Regions from separate parts of the Homo sapiens genome. Here regions 1 and 3 are each linked to region 2. A link is a contact called in ENCODE Hi-C or POLR2A ChIA-PET data. All regions are on one chromosome and are shown on one strand. The core of a region is the stretch at or near the end of the contact, and the rest is flanking DNA. Distances in the headings are between cores, read along the strand shown.

Region 1 (3,260 bases), core at 303-2,802, 2.6 Mb before region 2:
TATTCCCTCTTTTAACACTCTGAGGATGTTAACTATTATTGTTAAATGTTTTAATCTTATATAACCAAGCGGGTAAGAGCGTGGACTCTAGAGCTAAACTGTTTAGGTCCTAATCCCACCTCCCCAATTATTAACTATGTGACCCTGGGTAAGAGTCCTCTCCCCTCTCTCCCTCAATTCTCTCATCTTTAAACTAGACATAATAGTCTCTATTCCTCTGATGGTTGTATTACATGGGTTAGTATTTGTAAAACCCTTACAACAGTACCTAGCACATTGTAAGTGCTATATTAGATCAGTAGGAAAGTTAGAAAAAAACTAAAAACAACTTCACTTTTTTTTTTCACTAATGTTAAAAAAAAAAAATGAAAGGGGAAAAAGCCAGCTCTGCCCTTCTTGGAAGCTCCCACTGGACCTATAATTCCACAGTCCCAACTCCAAGAGAGTTGTTGGGTGCTTGTTCATTCAATAATTTGAGTGCCTACCATATACTAAAACTCACCATGAATCAGACAAAGCCCCTGCCCTCAAAGGGCTTACACTTGGATTAGAAATCAGAACTCCACCACTTTTTTACAGATAAGAACACTGAGTTCAGAGTATGGCTCTGAGTTCAGGGGTGGCTCACACCTGTAATCCCAGCACTTTGGGAGGCCGAGGCGGGCAGATCACCTGAGATCAGGAGTTCAAGACCAGCCTGGCCAAGATGGTGAAACCCCGTGTCTACTAAAAATACAAAAATTAGCCGGGCGTGGTGGTGGACGCCTGTAATCCCAGCTACTCAGGAGGCTGAGGCAGGAAAACCGCTTGAACCGGGGAGGCAGAAGTTGCAGTGAGCCGAGATCACGCCACTGCACTCCAGCCTGGGCGACAGAGCGAGACTCCATCTCACACTCACACACACACACACACACACACACACACGAGAACACTGACTCCAGAGAAGTTATGCCTTGCTTGCTCAAGGTCACTAGAAGCTAGGTCTTCCTGCAGTTCTCAGTTCGGGTGCCATATTCTCACCTTCTATTTGAAAGACTCTACCTAGCTTTCATGACCTTTCCTTCTTTGCACGCACCACCACCCCCTGCCCAAACCAGGAGCCTAGGTTTCAGAAAAGAAAACAGTGAACCCCAAAGATAAAGTCACATGCTGGGCGTTTTGAACCTTCCCCTGCAAGAAAATGAAAGGTTATTTTTTCTTCCCGGCGTTAACCTTTCCTGTGCTGTGCCGGAAAAGTTGAGGACTTTTTACATTTTATTATTATTATTATTGTAGAGATCAGGGGTCTCACTATGACGCCCAGGCTGGTCTTGAACTCCAGGCTTCAAGCGATCCTCCCACCTCGGCCTCCCAAAGTGCTGGGATTTGAGGCGTGAGCCATCGCGTCCCGTCCGTGGATGTTTTTTTTAAAAGGTTGAGTAGCTTCACTCGGGACCGCAAAGGTGGAGTCCCCGCCCCCTGGTGCAGCAGCGAAGACAAGCGGAGCCACCTGTCAGAGGGCTGTGGGCGGGGGCGCCCGGGCCGTGAGGGCCTTGGAACCGGAGGGTGAGTGCAGTTGAGCGCACGCTCAGAGCAGACCGCTAGCAGGAGGCAGGATGTGATAGTCTAAGACCCTGGAAGCTGACGGCCAGAGGGAGGGAAGGGTGGTCACAGAGGAGAGGCAAAGCAACGGGAGGTGGAGGATCCTGGAGGTGTCTGCAAGGAGAATACACAGCAGCGAGGGGCTGCAGAAGCGGACCCAGCGACTTCTGCGCTGACGCGGGGCGGGCGGGAGAGAGGAAGAGAGGGGAGCGCGGTGGCGCTGCGAGCTGGCCCCGCCGGGGAAGGGGCTGCCATGTCCCGTGAGCGGCCCCCGGGCACCGACATTCCCCGCAACCTGAGCTTCATCGCCGCGCTAACGGAGCGCGCCTACTACCGTAGCCAGCGGCCCAGCCTCGAGGAGGAGCCGGAGGAGGAGCCAGGCGAGGGCGGGACGCGGTTCGGGGCCCGATCCCGCGCTCACGCACCGAGTCGGGGCCGCCGGGCCCGATCTGCACCAGCCGGAGGCGGCGGGGCCCGGGCGCCCCGCAGCCGTAGCCCAGACACCCGCAAGAGAGTGCGTTTCGCCGACGCACTGGGGTTGGAGCTGGCTGTCGTGCGCCGCTTCCGTCCCGGTGAGCTGCCCCGGGTGCCCCGCCACGTGCAGATCCAATTGCAGAGGGACGCCCTCCGCCACTTCGCGCCCTGCCAGCCCCGCGCCCGCGGCCTCCAGGTAGGCGGCGGGGGCACCTCCCCTCCTGGGGACCTCCTCCAGTCGGCCGCAGCGGGCTTGTGGGAGTGGATTTGCCAAAGAGCACCCATCTCCATCCCATCCCTGGGCTTGCGCCTGCCCATCCCTTTTGGGGACCCCATCTGCGAGTGGCTCTAGGCCACCCTGGCAGCTGGGCCGCACTCTGCCGGCCTGGACGCCGGGGTCGGCCTCTGATTGGTCCAGTGCCTTGCTCTGACACCGCCCCCTGTCTCTCCCCTCTCTCCGCCCTGGGCTCCCTCCTCCCGCTTCTTCTTTCCCCCAGGAGGCGCGCGCCGCCCTGGAGCCGGCCAGCGAGCCCGGCTTCGCCGCCCGCTTGCTGACGCAGCGCATCTGCCTGGAACGCGCCGAGGCGGGCCCGCTGGGCGTGGCCGGGAGCGCGCGCGTGGTGGACCTGGCCTACGAGAAGCGCGTGAGCGTGCGCTGGAGCGCCGACGGCTGGCGGAGCCAACGCGAGGCGCCAGCCGCCTACGCCGGTCCGGCCCCGCCCCCGCCGCGCGCCGACCGCTTCGCCTTCCGCCTGCCCGCGCCGCCGATTGGGGGCGCCCTGCTCTTCGCCTTGCGCTACCGTGTGACAGGTCACGAGTTCTGGGACAACAACGGCGGCCGTGACTATGCTCTACGTGGGCCCGAGCACCCGGGCAGTGGCGGAGCTCCGGAGCCGCAGGGCTGGATCCACTTTATCTGAGACGAGGCGCCTGCGGCCGACGGCGGAAAACACCAAAGGCACCCGGGGGCGGGGCGACCCGATGTGGCGGGGAGGAGTAGGAGAGACCAGGATTGGCGGGAGCGGTCCAAGGGAGTCAAGCCGGGGAGGGCGAAAAGGGTGGGGAAATCAGGGGCGTGGGGGCGTGGGGGCGTGGGGGCGGGGGGAGTGAGCGGAACCAAAGAAGCTCCGGGAGATCCGGGTGTTAAAAGCTGGTTGGATGTGAGTGGAAGGAACTCAGAATATAGGAGGAAGGAGACCCGAAAC
Region 2 (3,562 bases), core at 1,009-3,508:
TCTTTATTATTCTAACACTTTAGGTCTATAAGCATGAACTTATTCAATAACGGAAGTAACAGGTAAAGAAGGAAAAGCACACGTGGCAAGAAGAACCACGTCTCCAGGAAGAGGCAACACTACTGATTGAAGGACAGTGGGGACAAAGTCCTGCTGACATGCCTGTATTTCCAAACAAAGACAAAAATTAAACATTTGCTTTTCAACCAACTCTGGGCTTTGTGCCCACTCACTCTTTGTTCCCATTCCCTCTTTCCCAAGTATTTCATGGCATTCTTCCGGGAATAACTGTTTACAGAGAATTACAGAGAATCTGCTTAAATACAGATTCAATAAAAACTCCTAAAGAAAGGTTTCACTGACCTTCATTGGTCCACTTTTTTATCCAGCTACTTTAATTTGAGTCACAGTGACCAATGCTTCCAACAATAACTTGACAAACCTCTTACTCTTGCCTGCTTATAACCTGATTATCTGTTTTCAACAATAGCTAAAGCCATTCCTCTTTTCCTGGAATGATTTTTTCCATCCTCTCTGCCAAACGATAGTTCATCTCCACATTACTAGAGTGCCTCATGTCCTGTTACTAACATCGTACCACTCCATGGAGTCATAGAACAAGAGTGGGAGGGGCCTCTGAGACTCTGTCCACCCCTCATATTAAAGAAGAGCCAACTGAGGAACAGAGAAAGAGACATGTATTGCCCAAGGAACTCATTGCATTCGCCGGCCTGGAAGCTTTCCAATGCACCACACAATTTTTTTTTTTTTTTTTTTTAAGACGGAGTCTTGCTCTGTCACCCAGGCTAGAGTGCAGTGACGCAATCTCTGTTCACTGTAACCTCCGCCTCCCAGGTTCAAGAGAGTCTCCTGTCTCAGCCTCCCGAGTAGCTGGGGTTACAGGTGCTCACCACCGTGCCCGGCTAATTTTTGTATTTTTAGTAGAGACGAGGTTTCACCATCTTGGCCAGGCTGGTCTCGAACTCCTGATCTTGTGATGCACCCACCTCGGCCTCCCAAAGTGCTGGGATTACAGGCATGAGCCACCGTGCCGGGCCCACACAACTTTTATATTCCATACTAGTACTTTCTAGACAATCAGAGCTAACTTTAAAGGGGCCACTGAAAGTTGCTGTTCGAAGGAAACCTACATTGACTATTACCATAAATTCAAAAATTATTTTACTCTGCTTGTCATCAGTAAAAGAATTGCTTGAATTGAAGCGTATGTAATAAACCTATCCTCTTGCAAAACTTGTTAGTGGCTCTGTGGTTAAGTAAGTCTTGAATACCTGAGGCTGCTTCTGGGAAGGTGGTCCTGTGCCACAGATAATGATGTCCCTTGGGTTTCTACTGATTACATTATGACTTGATTATAAGATTTTTACTGTCACGAGGGAGGGTCTTGGCTCATCTGAGATTTCCCTAGCCCCCTGAGTGGTGCTGAAATTGTTTTAATAAAGATGTTGCGCTTTACTCATGTGCTGCTATTAGCATTTGACGTGCTGTCTCAGAGCGAGAAAACGGAGGATCCCAACCTTCCAGTAGGAAGGCTTAGAGAAGAGGCTGTTGGCAAGTGTCTCTAAGAATTGCACAACACTGGCTGAGGGTGGGTTAAGGGTGAGGAGGCAGAGGAGAGTAAACAGAAAACACCGATCCCCAAATGTTAGTTACGCTTGCAAAAAACTAAGGCCTGCTTCAAAAAGCTGGTGATTAGCCTGAATAACTAGCAAAGCTTTCTTAGTTGTGGGCAAGTGCAGGCCTCCTAGGGCTTCCCTTAGGTTCGGCGATTCTGTGGTCCCCCTCCAAGCCTACTAATCAATAGAAGCTGGCATCTGTGCCCAGCTGCGCAAAGTAAACCTGAGTGGGAATGTAAAGTCGTTAACTCATACAAATACGGGACTTTCACGTCCCTCCCCATTCCTCCCTCTCCAGCCCCGTCCCGCAAACTCCTCCCCAAGGAGTCCCAAGCTGCCTCTACTAGGAAAGGACTCCCCGGCCTAAACGCCCCTTATGAAGCTACCAGAGAGGAGGAGGAGGAGCAGGAGTGTGAACCTACCTCGGCCTCAGAACAAGTCCGCAGAAACGGGCAGGACAATGGAAAGAAGTTTTGTTTCTCACCCGCTTCTTCCTCCCTAGTACGATGATGGGGAGCCGGTAGAAAACGCAAAGATGTTCTTTTGAATCCTGCTTTGCATCTAGGTGGGGTTGGCGTCCTTGTGTGAGTGTGTGTACACGGACGGAGATGGGGGCGTGGTGAGGTGTGGAGGGTCGGCGTGCCAGCCTCTGCGTAGTTGGGACCGCGCCCCGCTTCTCCGAGGAGGCCCCTCCCGCCTGGATCCGCCCTTGGAGCTGGCGCCGCAGCAGCACCCGCCCCAGGGGCCGCAGGGGCAGCCCAGGCAAAGAACGAGCCTGGGATCCGCGCTCCTTCCTCAGCTGGACCCCAACGGGCAGCAGCCGCGAGAGCACTGCCTCCACGGAGAGCAGATGGCGGGAAACTGGCTTCTGCTCCCAATTGCCAGGCGGCCCTTCAGAGACTACCCCTGGCTGAGCGTCCAGGAACCCATGAAACTTGGTCTTGACACTGGTCGACAGCACCATCTGCCACGTACTTATTCGCTGCTGCTTTCTTTGGCAGGACAGCCCATCGCGAGACAGTTTGTGTTTCAAATTTAACGGAGACTTTTTTTCAGTAGTTGACAAAAGGGGGTGGAAAAACAGTAGCCACGAGGGCTCGTCCGGGATTTGAACCCGGGACCTCTCGCACCCAAAGCGAGAATCATACCCCTAGACCAACGAGCCACTGTAGCTGAGTGGTGCTTCCTATCACTCTGAATTTCTCTTTTCCGCCTGCTGTTCTGAAGGTTTTTTGTTTTGTTTCTTTTCCTCTGTTGTGACATTTCCCTTAGGCCTTATTTAGTTATTCCTTCCATCTTCACCAAGTTTCAAGTGTGGCTTATTCTCTGGCTTATTCTCCTCGATCCAGATGCAGGATGGGGTGAAGGAAGGCAGCTTTTTAGACTTTAGGTCACATGCTTGTGTCTCACTGAGCCCGGGGAGCGATTTAAGCCCGCTAGGGCCTGGAGGGAACCTGGAGGGGGCTGAAATAGAGATCGAGGGCCAGAGCTGAGCTCGGTTGCAAGGCTGTAGGGTACTGAGCCCCAGGACAGACGCGCGATACGTATATATCTGCCGGCCTTTGGACTTAACGTAGAAGCCAAAATATAACACACTTCGGTAAGACAACAGTGCCTTCCCCCAACGGTGGGACGATTCGGGTCTACTATCTTTCAGAAAGGTAACCAACTTTTCAAGACGCGATTAACGCAGCCCACCTCGCGGCTAAGCTGTTTCCTTCGGACAAGGGTGAGAGACAGAAACAGATTTGATCACGTCAAGATACAGAGATTTTTTGCACAAACGAAGAGCAACCGTAAACCCCAAAACAGCAGCGTCTCCTTCGAGCCGGAATCGAACCAGCGACCTAAGGATGACCACACATTAAGTACTACAGTCCTCCGCTCTACCAGCTGAGCTATCGAAGGAAGCACGGAAACAACTC
Region 3 (3,479 bases), core at 306-2,805, 2.1 Mb before region 2:
GAAGCCTGGATTAAGAATAAGGTCCATAGGCTGGGCGTGGTGGCTCATGCCTGTAATCCCAGCACTTTGGGAGGCTGAAGTGGATCACTTGAGCTAAGGAGTACAAGACCAGCTTGGGCAACATAGCAAGAGCCTGTCTCTACTAAAAGTTAAAAAAAAAAATTAGCCAGGAATGGTGGTGTGTGCCTGTGGTCCCACCTACTTGGGGGGCTGAGGTGGGAGGACTGCTTGAGCCCAGGAGATCAAGGCTGCAGTGAGCGATGATCATGCCACTGCACTTCAGCCTGGGTGACAGGGCAAGACCCCATCTCAAAAAAAAAAAAAAAAAAAAAAAAGCAGTCATATGTAATTCCAGAGTCTTTCCAATAGTCCATACTACTACAAGGAGATGCCAGGCTTCTTACAGTAAATAACAAGTAGAAAAAATCTTCACCATCTTCCTCAGTCACCAATTATCCAATTAAGCAGGATCATACCCCTAGAGAGCAACAATAGGGTATTAAATATTCAGATCTCTGTGTTGTCAAGGAGGACTGGCCTATGTTCTAGTCCTGGATTTGCTACTACCTAGCTGTATGATCATGTGCAATTCACTTCTGTAGGCCTCAAATTTCCTACTTGTACACTGGAGTCTCATAAGGAGAATGGGGAGTAGCTTCAACTTCTCTAAGGTTCTCCCTTCTAGGGCTAATATTTATTCTCCCTCCCTCTCTCTTTTGTAAGTAAAGGTAAAAGAATTTTCTGAAGGGAGCCTGCCATCCATAGTCTTCATCCTTCTACCCCTCTGAGACGCTTATTTCTGCAGCTTTTCAAAGAGCTCTCCCTGCATTTGGTACCAAATACTGAAAATTCACTAACCACAGAGAAAAGTGGTTCTTGGTTAAAAAAAAATGTCCCCCTTTGAAAAACGCAGAAGTCTTGTCACCCCCTTCCACCCTGGCGGCCCCAAGTCAGAATTATCTTCTGCTTATCTCCACAAGCCAAGATCCTGTTTAGCTTTACCTTCCTTAGTCGAAATGCAATCTACAAAATAAACAAGAGGGTTTCTTTCCCCAAATTCCGTTTTCCAAATAAAAAGTTAAACACTTTTACACGCCCCCACCTTGATACCCCCAGCTCCCCGTCCAGGGGCGTTCCCTCTAGGTGAAAATCTCCCCAGTGGAGTTAACTGCCAGATCAGCGCTTACCCGCATATGACCAGTCTGGGAGCTCGGTAAGGGGCCCGTAGCCGGAGGGGTTGGCAGCCAGTCCCTGCCTGTGTGGAGAAAAACAGATCTGTGAGGACCTAGCCCAGCTTCTGGTCCCCCAGGTGCCCTCATCCCAGGACTCACTGTAGTCGCCACTGGCCGCCCGCCCAAGCGGCTACGCTGCAGTGCAGCCTCCGGACACCTGCTGGGAGAACAGAGCAGAGTTGGGGGAGAGGCCGCGCAGCCGGATCAGGGGTCCTGTGCCCGTCCCCAAAGGGCCCCCGAGTCCACGGTCCCTATCTATACCCACTCACTGAAGAGAACAGTCCCTAAAGCAGCCATGCTGAGCAGGAGTAGCCGGGGTAGCCGGAAGTAGGCGTGGCCTCGGTGGCCACGCGCGACGCTATCGGGGAAGCAGGAAGTCGCCATCTTGAATCTGGGTTTTCAATCACGGCTCCGCCATCTTGGGTCATCGTACGGAAGGAGAGACAAAACTGCAGTACAGGTTTTTGAGGTGAAAACGAATTGTCGTTCAGCGCATGCATTCTCAGTGGAAGTCGTGTCCTCCCAGATTAAGCCGTTCTGAACAGTTCCCACAACCTCCCTACAGCGGTCTCTAGTTCATTGAAATTGATATTAATAGTAACTTTGATCTCAGGGGTAACATCCACGTCATTCTACAGATCCTCGCATCACTGTAACACAGTTTTCCTAGACTAAGAAAAGTAATCAAATCTAGAGTTAATCGGAAATTGGGCCAGCCTGGGCAACATGGCGAAACTCCCTCTCTACAAAAAAATGAAAAATTAGCTGGGTGTGGTGGCGCATGCCTGTGGTCCCAGCTACTTGGGAGGCTGAGGTGGGAGGATGGCTTGAGCCTGGGAGGCCGAAGGCTGCAGTAAGCAGAGATCATGCCACTGCACTCCAGTCTGGGTAACAGAGCGAGACCTTGTCTCAAAAAAAATTCTGTGTGATAAGTGCTGTATTAGGCGTAGATTTTATGGAGAACAAAACCAGACATCAATATCCTGATAGAGCTCTCGGTATAAAAGAAACAAGACAGGCCAGGTGCAGTGGCTCACACTTGTAATCCCAGCACTTTGGGAGGCTGAGGCTGGCGGATCACCTGAGGTTGGGAGTTCGAGACCAGCCTGACCAACATGGAGAAACCCTGTCTCTACTAAAAATACAAAATTAGCCAGGCATGGTGGCACATGCCTGTAATCCCAGCTACTCGGGAGGCTGAGGCAGGAGAATTGCTTGAACCCGGGAGGCAGAGGTTGTGGTGATCCAAGATTGCGCCATTGTACTCCAGTCTGGGCAAGAAGAGTGAAACTCCAACTAAAAAAAAAAAAACAGACAATCAAATGATGACATACATGAATATTGTCATTGAGTGCTGGGAAAGGAAATACATGTTGTTTGTGAGTTTATAGTGTGAACTTGATCTACAGTAGACCATCAAAGATGACTTTCCTGAGAAAGGGGTATTGTATTGGAGCTAAGATGTGACATTCCATTTTTATAAGTGCTACCACCGCACATTGCTTAATATTATCCTTGCAACAACCCTGTGAGGTAGGTACTAGAAAGTGGCAAACCCTGATTGGCGACTCCCCTCCTTTTATCACTTGCTATTCAGTACTGTCTTGGAGAAGTCATTTATCCTTCATTTTTTAATTTTAAAAATGCTTAATATGTTACATTTGTGAAAACGATCTAAAAGTGATAATGTGAGTGAAAGTGCTTTATAAATCCTGAAACTCCTACAAAAGAGCCCATTAACTGTCTGCCAGGTGTGAAGGGAAAATATCTTGGTCCTCTTCAAGCTGAGAACCTGGGAACCACTCAGGGCAAATCTGCCTCCAATTCTATCCAAAGTCATCTGTCTACTCACAGAGACAGATGCATATTCTGACTACCTCTTCTGGAAAGACTTGTCAGAAACTCAAAATAATGCAACCATCTGTCTCTCACCTACATGTGACCTGGGGGCCCCCAGTGAGGGGGCCTTGCTTTGAGCTGTCTCTGCCTTTCTGGACAGAACTAATGTGACTTCTTACATTTTCATGTCTCCCTAAAATGTATAAAACCAAGCTACGCCCGGACCACCTTGGGCACATGTCTTCAGGACTTCCTGAGACTGTGTCACAGGCACATCCCCAACCTTGGCAAAATAAACTTTTTAAATTAACTGAGACCTGTCTCAAATTTTGGGGTTTCACATTTTGGTAAGCACAGAGGAATTCTGAGTGGAGATGCCCTTGACCTTAAAAAAAAAATCTCCTATTG

Evidence for each region. A loop is a pair of places that touch in the nucleus more often than their neighbours do. ChIA-PET counts read pairs that join two places held with the same protein, here RNA polymerase II (POLR2A). Pooled maps may share reads with other maps.
Region 1: a loop to region 2 is called in a map of ascending aorta, with 5 times the contacts of the local background. The contact joins the promoter of PPP1R3E here to the promoter of RNASE4 in region 2. A Hi-C loop is called at or near these places in 1 of 168 maps with a recorded cell type or tissue (ascending aorta), 3 of 37 single-sample maps with no recorded cell type and 19 of 50 pooled maps. POLR2A ChIA-PET finds 5 or more read pairs at or near these places in 1 of 52 experiments (CD4-positive, alpha-beta T cell).
Region 3: a loop to region 2 is called in a pooled map, with 7 times the contacts of the local background. The contact joins the promoter of MRPL52 here to the promoter of RNASE4 in region 2. A Hi-C loop is called at or near these places in 1 of 168 maps with a recorded cell type or tissue (ascending aorta) and 10 of 50 pooled maps. POLR2A ChIA-PET finds 5 or more read pairs at or near these places in 1 of 52 experiments (H1).

Annotation. Positions count from the first base shown.
Region 1 is chr14:23,301,151-23,304,410 of GRCh38, reverse strand. It overlaps PPP1R3E (protein phosphatase 1 regulatory subunit 3E), which reads left to right and starts at 1,552. Exons shown (of 5, transcript NM_001276318.2): 1 at 1,552-2,251; 2 at 2,553-3,113. The coding sequence starts at 1,835. The coding sequence ends at 2,975. RefSeq lists silencers at 1,766-2,275, 2,356-2,415, 2,426-2,855 and an enhancer at 2,916-3,105.
Region 2 is chr14:20,683,256-20,686,817 of GRCh38, reverse strand. It overlaps RNASE4 (ribonuclease A family member 4), which reads right to left and starts at 2,258. Exons shown (of 2, transcript NM_002937.5): 1 at 2,060-2,258. It overlaps TRY-GTA5-5 (tRNA-Tyr (anticodon GTA) 5-5), which reads right to left and starts at 3,545; the gene lies at 3,457-3,545. It overlaps TRP-TGG3-2 (tRNA-Pro (anticodon TGG) 3-2), which reads right to left and starts at 2,802; the gene lies at 2,731-2,802. It also overlaps a transcript of ANG not described here. RefSeq lists enhancers at 1,967-2,106, 2,907-3,036, 3,177-3,366 and silencers at 2,337-2,456, 2,727-2,776.
Region 3 is chr14:22,827,963-22,831,441 of GRCh38, reverse strand. It overlaps MRPL52 (mitochondrial ribosomal protein L52), which reads right to left and starts at 1,555. Exons shown (of 5, transcript NM_180982.3): 1 at 1,502-1,555; 2 at 1,332-1,389; 3 at 1,188-1,255. The coding sequence starts at 1,529. RefSeq lists an enhancer at 1,572-1,651.